2 separate regions of the Homo sapiens genome follow, and region 1 is linked to region 2. Evidence: read pairs that join two places in POLR2A ChIA-PET (ENCODE). Cell type or tissue: A673. All regions are shown on one strand.

Evidence for each region. ChIA-PET counts read pairs that join two places held together with the same protein. Peaks named below come from ENCODE experiments on the same cell type or tissue, not always from the same donor. Only the 100,000 strongest peaks of a DNase experiment are listed, where the experiment ranks them.
Region 1: POLR2A ChIA-PET joins it to region 2 with 15 read pairs; 2 of 35 experiments call an interaction of 5 or more read pairs at or near these places.

The regions. Positions count from the first base shown.
Region 1 is chr7:2,638,231-2,646,230 of GRCh38, forward strand. All of the region lies in intron 1 of TTYH3 (tweety family member 3), which reads left to right. Among named protein-coding and RNA genes, the nearest start is that of TTYH3, 10 kb to the left of the region's middle. RefSeq lists enhancers at 1-214, 2,817-2,956, 2,907-3,578, 3,579-4,250, 6,655-6,774 and 1 more and silencers at 3,397-3,636, 7,005-7,299. In A673, CTCF peaks have their summits at 5,289 (motif pointing right) and 5,489; DNase peaks (open chromatin) are centred at 3,371 and 7,231; H3K27ac peaks cover 2,909 bases.
Region 2 is chr7:2,981,928-2,989,927 of GRCh38, forward strand. All of the region lies in intron 1 of CARD11 (caspase recruitment domain family member 11), which reads right to left. Among named protein-coding and RNA genes, the nearest start is that of CARD11-AS1, 42 kb to the left of the region's middle. In A673, no CTCF peak of the experiment used is centred here; no DNase peak of the experiment used is centred here.

The DNA.
Region 1 (8,000 bases), 340 kb before region 2:
GAGGGCTGCAGACAAGTGGGAAGAGCAGGGGATTTTCCGGGTGTCACGCTGGGAGATGTGTCGGAGCACGGGGACCAAAATAGACACGCTTGCTGCAGCTCTTTGGTGTCTGTTCCTTGCACGAGGGGGAGGGCGGGCGTGGGCAGCGGGAGAGCTGGGGTCCCCCGGCTACAGGGTGCAGGAAAGGGGCCCGGCCTGTGGGGAGACGGGCAGGAGCGGCTCTGAGCCTCAGCCCCAGGGCTGCCTCTCTGGCCTCCTTCCAGGCCATTCCTGGAGGGTGAGGGCCAGCCCGGAGGGAGCCCCGGGGGGTGTGGGGCCATGTGCAGCCTGGCGACCTGGACCTCGGACCTCAGGAGTTGGGGACAGGGACACAAAGTTGGCCCCGACCCCGGCTCCCACGTGGCCGCTGCTGGCTGCACGTCCTCCAGGCACGGCCAGGAGCTCACCGTCATGGAATGCGTGAAACCCAAACCCAGCCTGGTGGAAAATCTGTTTTTAATTTTGGGCCAGTGTCGCTGGGAGCCTGGGCCGAGTGTGCTATGGGTAGGGGCTGGGGCCACGTGTCCAGCTTGGCCGCATGGGGGGCTGAGGCCTAGCCAAAGACTGTGACCCTGGACCCCCCACTTGTGCAAGGGGACCCACGAGGCAAAGGTAGGGGGACCCACTTCCCAGTGGCGGGCCCCTGACATGGGGGTGGTGGTAGTGGCTCGCACACGCCGAGCCCACCCTGGCCTCCCCAAACAAGTCTGGGCCCTAGGGATCCCGCCCCTTTCCTGACCCTGGCCCAGGACACCTGGGGGGTTCTCACAGTGCTGGGGGCCAGAACCCCTCGGTCTGCACTGGGGTGTGGGACCCCAGCCAGCCTCTCAGACACCCCCAAACCTTGTTGCTTCCTCTGGAGGAGGGGCCTTGGGAGTTCCAGGGCTGGAGTTCAGCATCCGTGGAGGCAGGTGGGGGTCACTCCCCTCCCACTCCCACCTCTCGCCTGCCACGTCCTCCCGGAGCCCCGTGCTGCTGCCATACGCACAGGCTCAGGCCAGGGCCTGGCTGGTCCCTGCTGCCAGTGTATCTTCGGCATGCAGGAGACGTTTGCCGCCTGGACCCTGTGCCAGGCCTTGGCTGACACTGTCCCCGGGCCAAGAGTGCCCTCCCCCACCTGTTGCGGTACCCACGATGCTCCCCACAACGGGAGTTTCAGTGACCGCCTCATTCCTCTTCCTGCCTCCCACAGCCTCCGAGCTCACGGGGCCAGCACTGTGGGCACAGGGGAGCCCCCGACCTAGCGCGGCCGAGCTGTCTGTCCAAGCCTGGGCCCCAGCACCCAGCGCAAGCTGCTGCTAAGATGCCCTGGAAGCTGATGCTCCCAATTAGCCCGGAGCCCAGCCAGGACCACAGCCGTCAGTGTGGGGACTCCGTCCCCATCCAGGAAGCCGGGGGTGACTCTGTCCCCACTGCAGTCAGGCTGTGTGGCCGTTACCATATTGTGTGTCTGTCACATGCCGGCACCTCTGGTGGGGTTCTGGCCCCTCAGTGGCCTCTGTGGAGCCTGTCCCTTTCCCTCCTCCAAGCTGTGTCACTTCCACACGGAGCTGGCACGAGGGGCGGGGCAGGGCTGGAACCCACCTTCTGCCCACCCCTTCTCTGGCCACCGGGGGCTGCTTCTCCTGCCACCCCTGCTCACCGTGCCCCGTGGCTGCACCCCTGGGGCTCGCTGGTCTCTCCCAATGCCTCGGGCAGCCATCATCCTCAGCTGTGGTCACGCTGCCTGGCCTGCCAGCTCACCCGCCCCCGCTGTGTGACTGTGGACTCTGGAACTCCCTGTGCCTAGCAGCGTGGCTCCAGGACACGGGCCCTATGTCTTCGCTTCCCTCCCTGCTCAGGGCAGACCCGCAGCAGTGTCCAGCCGAGGAGCGAGCAGCCGTGGCTGGAATGGCAGGGTGGTGGGATCGTGGCCACTGCCTGTGGCTGGGGCTGGAGGCTGCATCGGGCCAAACTTCTCATCAGAGTCCCTGTGAGCACCCCCCAGTGGGCCAGGGCCTCCTCAGCCCAGCCACGCGCCACGGTAGCCCACAGGTTGGTGGCACAGAGCGGCGTGTGGGTCCGTGGCGCAGGGTAGCGGGGTGGGCAGCTGCTCCCAGGCGTGTGCATGTAGAGCAGCCGCCTGTGTGTGTGTGGGGGGGGACGTGTGTTCCATAGGCCGGCCGTGACTTGCTGTGCACCCTCCCGAGTGGCATGCTTCCTCACACGCTGCCAGGCCCAGGTCCTGCCACCAGGTGCTCCGGGAGCCACCAGGATGCCCAGCAGCAGCCACCTGTGCAGGTGGCAGGCAGTGTGCCCTGCCCTGCTGTCATGCATGGCCCTCCCACCTTGGCAGCCTGGTGTGGTGTGGCCTGTGCTGGCGCTGAGCCTGGCATTGCGTTGGGGGGTGCCTGTGTCTGTGTGGCTGATGGGAGTCACGTCCAGACAGGGCCTGGAGGCAGAGTGGGCATGGCCAGGAGGCCGCGGCAGGCGTGGGGCACAGGCCTCACAGCTGCTCGTGCACGTCGTCTGCTCAAGTGCCCCGTGGGCCGTCCTAAGGCCTTGTGGCTCACTGGGCCCTCCCTTCTCCAAGCAGGGCTGGGTTGGGGCCACCCACCTGTGCAGGCAGCCAGGTCAGGTTGGGGGTCTCGCCTTACAAGTGCGGAGCCAGCCGAGGTTCACACAGAGCAAAGGCTGCAGCACCGGGTTTGGGCCTGGGTCTCTAATATCCTGGGGACATCCTGGAGGAGATGGCCTGTGTATGGGGACAATGGGGCTTCCCTGAAGGGGAAGGCTCCAGGCCCAGGGACAGCATATGCCTGGGTGTAGAGGCCACAGAGCCCTGCCCCGAGCCACACCCCAGCCCTGCCCGCTCCTCACCAGCCAGTGCCCCAGGCATCCCTGCCAGGCCAGGGAGGTCTTGCTCTGGCCCAGGGTATACTGGGATCCTATCGGTAGCAACCTGATCTGGGACAGAGTAAGGCTTCAGGCCCCGGCTCTCTGGCTGGCTGGGTGTTTCCAGAGTTGGTGGGGTTTTGGGGGCTGCATTTTGGGGGCTGCGGGGCAGTCGGGGGAGTCTGGGCTCACGGTGGGAGGGGGCATCCCCCATGGATGCCGTCTGTGGCTGTGGGGCTGCAGGGGCTTGGAGAAGGAGGGGGTGGCCCAGGGCCGAGACCAGGAGCCCTAGGGTGGGGGCAGGGGGACTGAGGCTGCAGGAGGGGGTCGCCCCCAGCCCCCTTGGCACATGTGTGGCAGTTGAGTCCTCTCCGTGTGCTCCGCGGAACCCAGCGTGCAGTTTTCGCCTCGCCTGACCGAGCCCTTACATCACTTCCACCACAGACGGAAAATTCCATTTGGTCAGAGCCCAGCTGCTGATCAGACAGTTCCCATTCTTTCTCTGAATGGGCCAGGGAGGGGCGGAGGGGCCGCCAGCCCGGTGGAGAGAGGTGGCTGGGCCACCGTAGGAATGCCGCTGGCCCGGTGCCCCGCAGGAGACCGTCTGCTGGGAATCTGGCTTCGGGAAGTGGGTGCAGAGGCCAGGCTGGCCACGGCACGCTCCCCGCAGACAGCTGGGCTCAGGCCTGGCGCGTTGGGTGCCGGGGCTCTGACGTGGGATGAAGCAGCTGCCCGGTTTGCTGAGCACCCTGACACCCAGGCTCTGCATGCTCGCAGTGGTGGGCTGGGACCCGGGCAGCCCAAGTGGGCTCCCTTTGAGGGAGGCGCCATCTCCTTCCTCAGTTGGGGGAAGCCAAGTGAGGCTGTCCTGGCAGGGGCCCCGAAGCCTGGCCTCTGGCCCCCAGGGGCTGAGGAGCGAGGCTCCGTTTGCAGCTGGCCCCATCCAGGCAAGAACAAGAGAAAGCTGCCTCAGCCAATCGCGGTGCTCACACCTGTAATCCAGCACTTTGGGAGGCCGAGGCAGGTGGATTGCTTGAGCCCAGAAGTTCAAGACCAGCCTGGGCAACATAGCCAGACCCTGTCTTTACAAAAAATTTTTTTAAAAATTAGGGCAGAGGCCAAGCACAGTGACTCATGCCTGTAATCCCAGCACTTTGGGGGACCGAGATGGCAGATCACCTAAGGTCAGGAGTTCAAGACCAGGCTGGCCAACGTGGTGAACTCCCCGTCTCTACTAAAAATACAAAAATTAGCCAAGTGTGTTGGTGCATGCCTCTAGTCCCAGCTACTCAGGAGGCTAAGGTAGGAGAATCACTTGAACCTGAGAGGTGGAGGTTGCAGTGAGCCGAGATCATGCCACTGCACTCCAGCCTCAGTGACAGAGACTCTGTCTCAAAAAAAAAAAAAAAAAAAAAAGAAAGAAAGAAAAAGAAAATTAGCCAGGCGTGGTGATATGTGCCTGTGGTCCAAGCTACTTGAGAGGCTGAGGCAGGAGGATCACTTAAGCCCAGGAGGTTGAGGCTTCAGTGAGTGGTGATCGTGCCACTGCACTCCAGCCTGGGCCACAGAGCAAGACCCTGTCTCTAAAATAATTTTTTTCTTTTCTTTTTTTTTTTTTTTTTTAAATCGTAGACTTGGGCTGGGTGTGGTGGCTCACGTCTGTAATCCCAGCACTTTGGGAAGCTAAGGCGGGCAGATCACCTGAGGTCAGGAGTTTGAGACCAGCCTGGCCAACATGGTGAAAACCCATCTCTACTGAAAATACAAAATTAGCCAGGCATTGGTGGCGGGTACCTGTAATCCCAGCTACTTGGGAGGCTGAGGCAGGAGAATGGCTTGAACCTGGGAGGCGGAGGTTTCAGTGAGTCGAGATCACACCACTGCACTCCAGCTTGGGCATCACCAGTGAAATTACATCTCAAAAAGAAAAGGCTGGGCACGGTGGTTCACGCCTGTAATCCCAGCACTTTGGGAGGCCGAGGCGGGCAGATCATGAGGTCAGGAAATCGAGAGCATCCTGGCTAACACAGTGAAACCCTGTCTCTATTAAAAATACAAAAAATTAGCCAGGCTTGGTGGCGGGTGCCTGTAGTCCCAGCTACTTGGGAGGCTGAGGCAGGAGAATGGCGTGAACCCGGGAGGCGGAGCTTGCAGTGAGCTGAGATGGCGCCACTGCACTCCAGCCTGGGCGACAGAGCGAGACTCTGTCTCAAAAAAAAAAAAAAAAAAATCGTAGAGTCCCCGGTACTCCAGCTCCTGTGCTGCCTTTTCTGTTTTTCTCAGCGTCTCTCACCATCCAGCAGGCTTCACAGTTCACTTACGATGATGCTGAGTGCCTGTGTTCCCTCACCACCCTGCAGGCGGCGCCAAGGGCAAGGGTGCCTGGTGCTTAGCAGCCTCTCCCCACCGGGCATGGGCGTCCCCTGCCCACTGCCCCTGGGCATCAGCCCTCTGCACCAGGGCAGTGCCATCTGAGGGACGGGCTTGCCTCGCCCAGATCCTGTTTGGCCAGGGCTTATCTCGCTCTGCCTCCGTTTTCTCATCTGGCAAGTGGGAGTGGGTGGCTCTGGCGCCGCTGAGGAAGTGATCTGGACCTGGAAGCCCTTTGATGTACGCTGATGCCCCGAGCTCTGGGTGGACATGCCAGGCCGGTGGCTGCGGAGGTCACACCTGTTTAGGCTCTGCGTAATGCGTGTCTGGGATTGACCTGCTCTTCCAGTCCCCAGCTCCTCACCCCAGGAGGAGTTTCCCTGCGAGGCTGTGAGTCCCAGATGTGGGGTGCAGTACAGACAGGCCCTCCTAGAGTCATGTCCCACCGGAGCACAGGGTCGGGGGAGCGAGGGTGACTCCAGCCAGGGACTGGGGAGGCCTCTGCAAGTGGAGAGCAGAGGGAGGGCTCGCTGGAGGAGTCTGACCAGCCCGGGGCCAAGATGCGGCTGGTTGACATGGCCCCCAGGCCATGGGAGCCCAGGGGAGGCCCTGTGGATGGAAGTGCAGACGTGGGCATGGGTCCTGTGGAGCTCTGGTCCCGGGGGGCATGGTCAGCTGCCCCTACAGGTCTGTTCTGCCGTTGGCCTCTGAGCTATAAGGAGGGTACTGGCAGGGCCTGCAGTCACAGCCGGTGGGGTCAGCACCTCCACTCCATTCCCAGCCCCACACAGGCAAGGGCAGACCCAGGGAGCCCCAGAGCGTGGCTTTTCCAAGCTCCCTAACGTTTATAGACAACCCACTGAGCACAGAGCATGGGTACCGTGCTGGGACTGTTAATATGAGGCCCTGCCAAGTGACTGGACTGTCTCCGCCTCCCTGTGTGATCTTGGGTAAGCCCTACTGGGCCCTGAGGACCCCTCTGTGACATGAGCTCCCTGGGACCATGAGACCGCCCTGAGCTGATTCAGTTTCAGTGGCTCTGGTGCCAGCCCTGGGTCCTGCCCCTGGAGGGTGGGGGTGCAGGGCCCAGCAGTCCTCCTGCCATTGCAGGGGCGGTAGGCACTTGTGCATGGCTGAAGGAGTGGGAGGGTGCCCGCCCCTGATGCTCTGCAGTGCCCAGATTGCTGGCTGCTGGGCAGCCGTGGACACACCGGTGTGGCTTTGGACCATGGCGGCTCATTTCTGGGTGTGCCGGGCTGGTCAGCACCTCCCTGGCTGGGTGGAGGTGGAAAGGCCGCCTTCGGGTGTGGACGTCGGCCGGCTTCCTGGAGGGCAGGACACGGCATCCTCCCACTGCCTGGCAACCGTCTCCTGGGAGATCCAGCAGCAATCCCATTGCCCACTGTGGCTGAGCCTCTCATCCCAAGGGGGGGCCAGGCAGGGGACCATCTGCCCCAGCAGCTCCCAAGGCTGGGGTCCCAAGAGGGCCACACTGCTGAAGCATTGAGATGTGGGGAGAGAGGCGTTTCTCTGCAGTAGTGCCAATGAGGGCAGCGCAGGTGTGCCTGGTGGCCACCCCACAACACTGAGGGCCCCAGCTGCTGACACCCCCCAGGGCACCCCCAAGTTAGCCTCTAGGTGGTCCCTGGCCCCATGATGAGGCGCAGCCCTGTATCAGCTCCCCATCCCTCCCCCGGCACAGGAAGTGTGTGGAGGTTCTGGAGGGCTGAGCCGGGGGCAGGGCTATGCTGAATCCAGGGACCTGGGGTTGCAGGGCCTGTGTGCTTTCTCTGTAGCTTCTATGAAGCCCAGTTTCCCTGTGGATGAAATGGGGTGAGAGCACTCGGCCAGGCAGATCGAATGCAGTGCCAGGAGAAGGGACAGCTCTGGGGCCACGTTACCCTCCCTCCCCGCAGCGGGTGCTGAGGAAATGTCACTGTTGCATCAAATTAGCCACTTCCTGTGGGGGTCGCCTGGCCTCGGGACAGGGGAGCTCTGGTGTCTGTTCTGTGGTCTGTCTTTTGTGTTCAGAGACCTGGGGAGAGCCACACTGGAAGGCCGTGCTTGGAGCCAGACAGGGCTGTGTGTCCGATGGGGCGCCTGTATGCAGCCTGTAGCAGTGTGGGGCCAGCCCCACCATCTCATCCAGCGTGGGGGCACGCCATGGACGGTGCCCACCCCTGAGTGCAGCTTCTCGGTGCACAGACCCCAGACAGGATCAGACTCCTGATGGGGCCTCTTCCATGTTCACCCCTCAGAAACACTTTCATGGTCAGCAAGAGGGGGTTCAGTCCCCCACAGGCTCCCAATTTCCCTACCAGACCTGAAAACCTCAGGACTACAGCTGGGGTGGGGGATCCTGCCAGGACTCAGGTAGGAGAGTTCTGGGCCTGAGACGGGGACGGGCTCTGGGGTCCTGGGGCTGTCTCGGGCTGGGGGTGAGGACAGTAGCTGATGCCGGCAGCCCCCTCCCCAGGGCTTCGCTTCTTCGGGGGAGCAGCAGCACTTTTTTTTTTTTTAGACAGTGTCTCGCTCTTGTCGCCCAGGCTGGAGTGCAGTGGTGCAATCTCGGCTCACTGCAACCTCCGCCACCCGGGTTCAAGTGATCCTCCTGCCTCAGCCTCCTGAGTAGCTGGGATTACAGGCACCCGCCACCAGGCCTGGCTAATTTTTGTACTTTTAGTAGAGATGGGGTTTCGCCACGTTGGCCAGGCTGG
Region 2 (8,000 bases):
CAATCTGCCGAGGACCCCTGATAGAACAGAAAGTCGGAGGAGGGAAGAATTTGCCATTTTGAGCTAGGGCATCCATCTTCTTTAGGGTCTGGCTGCTTTCACGCAGCGTGTGAGGCTGGTGTCAGTCACGCATTCCTGTTTGTCACTGGGCAGTATTCCATCGAAAATGTCCCACATTTTCCTGACTTGTGTATCTTTCGCTGGACATGTGGGTTGTTTCCTGTTTGCCTGGGACCTTCCTGTACAGATCTTCATGTGGACGTGCTGTCATTTCTTTTGAGTAAACGCCCTGGAGTAGGACTGTCTGGGGGAGGAAGACACGGTGCCCCCAGCCAGGGCCGCCATGGAGAATTGGGGGAGCAGCAGGGACTGACCATGATCTCCTCACACCTCCGCTCTCTGATCATTCCAGCGCTAGCACTTTCTGGGAAGGCTGGGAAGCTCACTGATTACACCTCAAGTTTTTGGAAGAAACGAAGGGGAACAGCAAGTATTCTTGTGATCGATGTAGGCTGGGAAATAGGGAGGAAGCCGGCTACGATAGTAGATTTGGGTGCTGTTGCACAGGGAAAGGAAGCAACGGCTGAGAAACTAGTGTTCACTTGCATAGGAGCGGAGTGGACGTTGACCTCATCCTTCCCGGCTTAGGCGGGAGAGACAGTGATGATGATATCGGGAGGCCTGAAACCCACCAAAAAGAGTCAGAAGGAAGCTGATTCAATATGGGACTGGCAATTTCAGGGGGAAAAGATGTCAACACCTTCAAAGGTGGGGCCAGACCCCCTGGAGGTAAAAGTCCCTTCCAATTGGATTCTTAAACACACCCCATCGGAGAGACCAAAACATGGCTGGTGGAATTCAGGCTTGATTCCCATTTCCCCGGGAGAGGGTGAAAAGGTTCCTACTGGGCTGCTCCAGGGAGCACGCCAAGGATCACCAGCGCCATGGGGCAGAAGAAGCTGAGTCCCCCCATGAGCAGCACGGAAAAGAGGGGGTCACCTGAGGCCACAGAGGAGAGGGACTCCTTGGAGGAGGCAGCAGTAACTAAGTCACACACATAAAGGAAGTGGCATCTGAGAGCTTCCGGCACGCACGCCCAGGGAGGTGGGAGCCTAAGCTTGTGGGTGAGGAGTGATTTTTCTAGTATGACAAGAAACATAAAATACAAAACAGGTGGTTCTGCCAATAAGTCAGCCCCAGAGGAGCCTGGTGACCCTGGAAATGGGGCCGACCTGATGTGGACTTAGGGGCTTTGGGGTTTGAGCCCCAGCCTGGACTCCTGAGCTTCAACAAGGGGGCTGGGAGGCAGCCCTCTTTCCCTTTTTTTTTTTTTGAGACGGAATCTTACTGTGTTGTCCAGGCTAGAGTGCAGTGGTACAATCTCGGCTCACTGCAACCTCTGCCTCTTGGGTTCAAGCAATTTCTCCCACCTCAGCCTCCTGAGTAGCTGAGATGACAGGCGTGCACCACCACGCTCAGCTAATTTTTGTATTTTTAGTAGAGACGGGGTTTCACCATGTTGGCCAGGCTGGTCTCGAACTCCCAACCTCAGGTGATCCACCCGTCTCGGCCTCCCAAAGTGCTGGGATAACAGGCGTGAGCCACCGCACCTGGCCAGGAGGCTTCTTTCCTGATGCTGCTCCTCCAGTGGAGCCAGGTCTGTCCTTCTGAGGCCCCCAAAGCAGTTCAGGCCTAGGCCTGTGCAAGCACTCAGGATCCCACCTCCTCCCTGGCACTATTTGTTTTCTTTATCTCCGCCTTGAAGCTGTAGTTCCAAACAGGCAGGCCCTTGACTGCTGATTCAGCTGCCGGAGCCAAAACTCATAAAATCCTATTTCAAAAAGGTCCAATGATTTTCTTTTCTGATCATAAATATGAAATTTAATTAGCAGCCTGCTGCTAATGAAGTCACCGTGGAAGCCAGCCTGGAGAGGCGGAGGGAACGTGAACACCTGCAGGCAACAGAACCTACTGCCTGATTAACCCTTCCTCTCCTGCTGCCCCTCACTGGGCCCTTTCTAGGGCCCCATGGGCCCCGCTGCAGAGGGGCAGCCTCTGGCCTGGAAGGACAAGGAGGGACTGCTCGTTCAGGCAGAGTTGGAGGTGGCTCAGATGTCGCTTCCTTGGGTCTCCAGGAAGCTCTGGGCACAGCAGCGGGGTACTCGATGTGCTGGTTAATTTTATGTGTCCACCTGATTGGGCTAAGGGATGTCCAGATAGCTGGTAAAACATCTGGGTGTGTCAGTGAGGATGTTTGTGGAGGAGCTCAGCATTTGAATCAGTAGACTGAGTTAAGAAGATCCGCCCTCCCCAACGTGGTTGGGTGCCATCCCATCTGTCCAGGGCCCCTGATAGAACAAACAGTCAGAGGAAGGAAAAATTCTCGTTTGAGCTGGGACATCTGTCTTCTCCTGTCCTCTGACACTGGAGCTCTTGGTTCTGGGCCTTCAAACTCTGGGACTGACACCATGGACTCCCTTGTTTTCGGACCTTCAAACTGGGACTGAATTATATACTAGCTTTCTTTCTTTTTCTCTCTCCGTTTTTCTTTCTCTTTCCTTCTTTCTTTCTCTCTCCCTCCCTCCCTCCCTCCCTCCCTCCCTCCCTCCCTTCCCTCCCTCCCTTCCTTCCTTTCTTCTTTTCTGAGACAGGGTCTTGCTCTGTTGCCAAGGCTGGAGTGCAGTGTCATGATCATGGCCCACTGCAGCCTTGAACTCCTGGACTCAAGTTATTCATCTGCCTCAGCCTCCCGAGTAGCTGGGACTACAGGTGTGCATCACCATGCTTGGCTAAGTTTTTAAATTTTTTTTAGAGATGGGGACTCCCTATGTTGCTCAGGCTGGTCTTGAATTCCTAGGCTCAAGTGATCCTCCTGCCTTGGCCTCTGGAAGTGTTGGAACTATAGGTGGGAGCCACCACGCCCGGCCGTGGCTTCTGTGATTCTCCAGCTTGCATAGAGCATGTCATGGGGCTTCTTGGCCTCCATAGTCATGTAATCCAATTCCCATAATTAAATCCCCTTTTATATATGTCTCTATGTATCCTACTGTTTCCATGTCTCTGACTAATACACTGTGCTGCAGATCAGAGACCCAGCTTCTGTCTTCTCTTTAAAACCCTCTGGTAGGCTGGGCCCGGTAGCTGACACCTGTAGTCTCAGCAATTTGGGAGGCTGAGGTAGGAGGATCACTTGAGCCCGAGAGTTCGAGACCAGCCTGGGATAGTCAGACCTCTCTACAAAAGATTTTATAACATTAGCCAGGCATGGTGGTGTGCCCCTGTGGTCCCAGCTACTCGGGAGGCTAAGGTGGGAGGATCACTTGAGCCCAGGAGTTCAAGAAGCGGTGAGCCATAATCGTGTCACTGCACTCCAGCCTGGGTGACAGAGCGAGACCCTGTCTTTAATAATAATAATAATAAAACCCTCTGATGGAACATTGTCCACAGCAAAAGGGAGGCACTGGGAATAATACACAGCTCGGCATAGGAGCTTAAGGGAAGGCCACCGGAGCTCAGAAAGTGCCCAGGGCCTCTGCTCAATGCTGTGCGTGAGCTGGGGGCACACAGCATAGTCCATTCTGCCTTACAACGGACTGGATGGTGCGGAGTCCTTCTCGCCACCAGCCAGCCTTCCTGGTAGTGACTTCCAGATACCTTCTGCCCACAACCCAAAAAGATCAGAGGAACCCTATAGTTCCTCCTTCATACTCCACAGAACACATGAAACCCAGGACCACCCTATTCCTCCCACTACTCCTGGCTTCATTTTCTCCTCCTATAATGCAGGAATAATAATGCCCATAGTTTGCAGGATTTTAGGGATGATTCAACAAATGTCTAAAGAACATGCCTGGCATACAGGAGGAGCTCCATAAATGGGAGACTTTATAATCATCATCTTGCATGAGTTTATGAGTTAAATCCCCAATCCAGAACTCACTACTATCTGAAGTCCTACGGAGGAGACACGGACTATTTCAAACATGATTCAGGAAGCTGAAGTGAGAATGTGACCATTAATTTCCCAAACATGTTCGGAAAAACCCAATCCATCTGGTCGGTGCCGACATCACGCTAATATCTACTCAAGCGTGTCCGTGTGTGGAACACAGGGTCTGCAGTCCCAGCGTGTGTGGATCGTGTGGGGATGTGTCATTTCCCTGCACACAGGTCACGCCTGTGCAGACAGCCTGCATGGGCACTGCACACAGGACCTGGTACACAGACCCCTCCCTGCAAAATGCAAATACTCATCAGAAGTGAGAAGGAGCCGTGCTCCCCCCGATAGAGCCTGCAACGTAAAACTTTAGATTTAGTCTGTGGTCAAGGCACACAGGATTATATTCTAGTAAAAAGTTTATGACAGAAGGTAATAGAGTTTTTGAGGGATTTTTTTTCTCGCCGGATTTTTTTTTTTTAAACAGAAGCGTATTGCAATTCTGCAGGTATTTGGGTCCCAGCTCCTGAACGAGTAGGAACAGCTCAGGTTTTGCTCCCTGCACCTCTGCAGGGAACCCTCCTAGGGTCATGGCTGAGGTTGTTGGGATGCTGGAGCCGGAACCCCTCAGGTATCACGGTCAGCACCAACAGGTGCAGCTGGCTTCCAGGATTAAATGTTACCGGTAAGCTGAGTTTGTGTAAATCAAACTCTCTTCTCCCCATTGACTGGATTTAGAGCTGACTCCTCACCTATGCAACTGCCCTCCACAGCCCCTGCTCACAGCCTCAAATTCCTCACTCAAAGTGTCGCCCATCGGCCGCAGCGTCAGCAGGTGCTTCACCTGCCGCATTTTGAGCCTCACCTCAGCCCTTCGGAACGGAGCCTGCGGTTTAACAGGCTCCCCAGGTGACGCTCACACACACTGATAAACGCCGCTCCAACTCACCCCTCCCTGTGCGCAGAGACGTGGGTCCCCGACTCTTGGTTCACTCCCTGCCTGACCCCTCCCCGTGCGCAGAGATGTGGGTCACCGACTGCCGGTTCACTCCCTGCCTGAGTCTTTCAGGACTTTGGTTTGAAGCACTATAGAATTCGTCCATGTAACTAAAAACCACTAGTACCCCAAAAGTGATAGAAAATTTTAAAAAATCTGTTAAAAAAACCCCAAACAAGTTAAATATTTAAAAATCAGATAATATTTCATATAAGTTTTTTCAGTGCACTTGAAGTCTTCTTTGGGGACAGGGTGCCTAGTGAATCCGACCCTCCACAAATCCCACCTCATGGCCAACCTTGGTCCACTGCAACCTCCGCCTCCCAGGTTCACATGATTCTCGTGCCTCAGCCGCCTGAGCAGCTGGGATTACAGGCACCCACCACCATGCCTGGCTATTTTTTAAAGAACTGAGCACTTCAATGAAAAGGCAGAGGTGATCGGGGTGGATTAAAGAGGATTCAATTCTATGCCGTCGATAACAGGCACACTTGAAACATAAAGATGTAGAGAAGGTAACAGTAAAAAGATGGAAACGCTATTCATAAAAACTGAAATGGCAATATTAATATCAGAAGAGTAGACTTCAGGAAGAGGTGTATTACCAGGGATAAAGAGGGACATTTCATAATGAAAACAGAGTCAATTCATCAAGAAGATACAATCTTAAATGTGTATGCACCAGTTCTAAAGCTTCAAAACACGTGAGGCCAAAAGAAAGAAAACTGAAAGGAGAATTGGACAAAATCTACAATGATGGTTGTTGATTTCAACAGTCTTTTTCACTAATTGTTCGAGCCAATAGATAAAAATGAAGGCTATAGAAGATTTGAATAATAGTATCAACCAACTTGACCTAATTAATGTTTAAAACACTACAATTAACAGCTGCAGAATACATACTCTTTTTTTTTTTTGGGACTGAGTGTCACACTGTCGCTCGGGCTGGAGTGCAGTGGCACCATCTTGGCTCACTGCAACCTCCGCCTCCCAGGTTCAAGCGATTCTCCTGCCTCAGCCTCCTGAGTAGCTGGGATTACAGGTGCCCGCCACCACACCCAGCTAATTTTTTGTATTTTTAGTAGAGACAGGGTTTCACCATCTTGGCCAGACTGGTCTCGAACTCCTGACCTCGTGATTTGCCCGCCTCGGCCTCCCAAAGTGCTGGGATTACAGGTGCGAGCTACTGCACCCAGCCATACATACTCTTTTCAAGTGTACGTGGAACATTCACCAAGATCTTTTGTTGGTCTATAAAACAAGTCTCAACTTTAAAAGGACTAAAATTATATAGAGTATGTTCTCTGACACAATGAAACTAAAGTAGAAACTTATGATAAAAAGGAACCTAGAAGTTTTCTAGATGTTTGGAAATGAAATGACACAGTCCTAAATAACTCATTGGTTAAATAAGAAACCAAAAGAAACTTTTGAAGATGTTTTGAACTGAATGGAAATAAAAACAAAACATCAAAATGTGTGGAATGCTGCTAAAGCAATGCTTAGGGAGGACTTTATAACTTTAAATGATCATATCAGAAAAGAAGAATAATTTAAAATTAATGGTCTAAGTTTCTGCATTAAGAAGCCAGGCTGGGAGTGGTGGTTCACGCCTGTAATCTCAGCACCTTGGGAGGCTGAGGCAGGAGGATCACTTGATGCCAGGAGTTTAAGACCAGCCTGGGCAGCTTAGTGAGACCTCATTGCTATAAAAATAAAAATAAAAGGTGGTGTGCACCTGTGGTCTCAGGTACTTGAGAGAATTAGGCAGGATGATCACTTGAGCCCAGGAGCTTGAGGCTGCAGTGAGCTATGATTGCACCAATGCAATCCAGCCTGGGTGACAGTGAGACCCTGTCTCAAAACAAAACAAAACAACAACAACAACAACAACAACAAAACCCCCAGAAAAAAAACAAAAGAAAGAAAGAAGAGGAAAGAAGATAATGAAAATAAAGATAAGAGTGAAAAACAGTAAGTTAGAAAGCTTAAAAACAGTTTAGAAAACCAAAAGCTGGGTCTTTAAAAAGAGCAACAAAATGGATAAACCTCTAGCTATACACTAAGAAAAAAAGAGAAAAAACAGGCCTGGTGCGGTGGCTCACACCTGTAATCCCAGCACTTTGGGAGGCTGAGGTGGGTGGATCACGAGGTCAGGGGTTCGGGACCAGCCTGACCAACATGGTGAAACCCTGTCTCTACTAAAAATATAAAAATTAGTTGAGCGTGGTGGCACATGCCTGTAATCCCAGCTACTCAGGAGGCTGAGGCAGGAGAATTGCTTGAACCTGGGAGGCAGAGGTTGCAGTGAGCCGAGATCGCGCCACTGCACTCCAGCCTGGGCGACAGAGCGAGACTCTGTCTCAAAAAAAAAAAAAAAAAAAAAAGAGAAAAAACAAAATGACCAATATCAGGAATGAAAGAGGAGCTATCACTACCAGTGCAACAGACATTAAGAATATATTAGGAATATTGTTTTAAAAACATTATGCCCACAATTCTATAATATGAATGATAAGAACAGAAATTACTCAAAAGATATACATTCCCAAAATTGACTTAAGAAGAAATAGACAGTCTGAATTAGCCCTATATCTATTTGAAAAGTTGAAGTCATTATCAGAAACTCTCCCACAAAGAAAATTCCAGACTCATACAGCTTCACTGGTGAATTCTGTCAAACATTTAAGGAAGAAATAACACAAATCTTACATAAATACTTTCAGAAAACAGAGGAAAAAGCAACACTTCCCACCCATTTTATGTGGCCAATATTATGCTGATTCCAGAATCAACCAAAAAACATTACAGGAATAGAAAACTAGGAACCAGCATACTTCATGAACATAGATACGAAAATCCTTAATGGGATTAGCAATAACTTCAAAAATATATAGAGAGGATAACACATCATGAGCAAGTGAGATTTATTCCAGAAATGCTAGTCCATTCAACATTAAAAAATCTACCAATGTGGCCAGGCACAGTGGCTCATGCCTGCAATCCCAGCACTTTGGGAGGCAGACGCAGGCAGATCATGAGGTCAGGAGTTCGAGACCAGCCTGA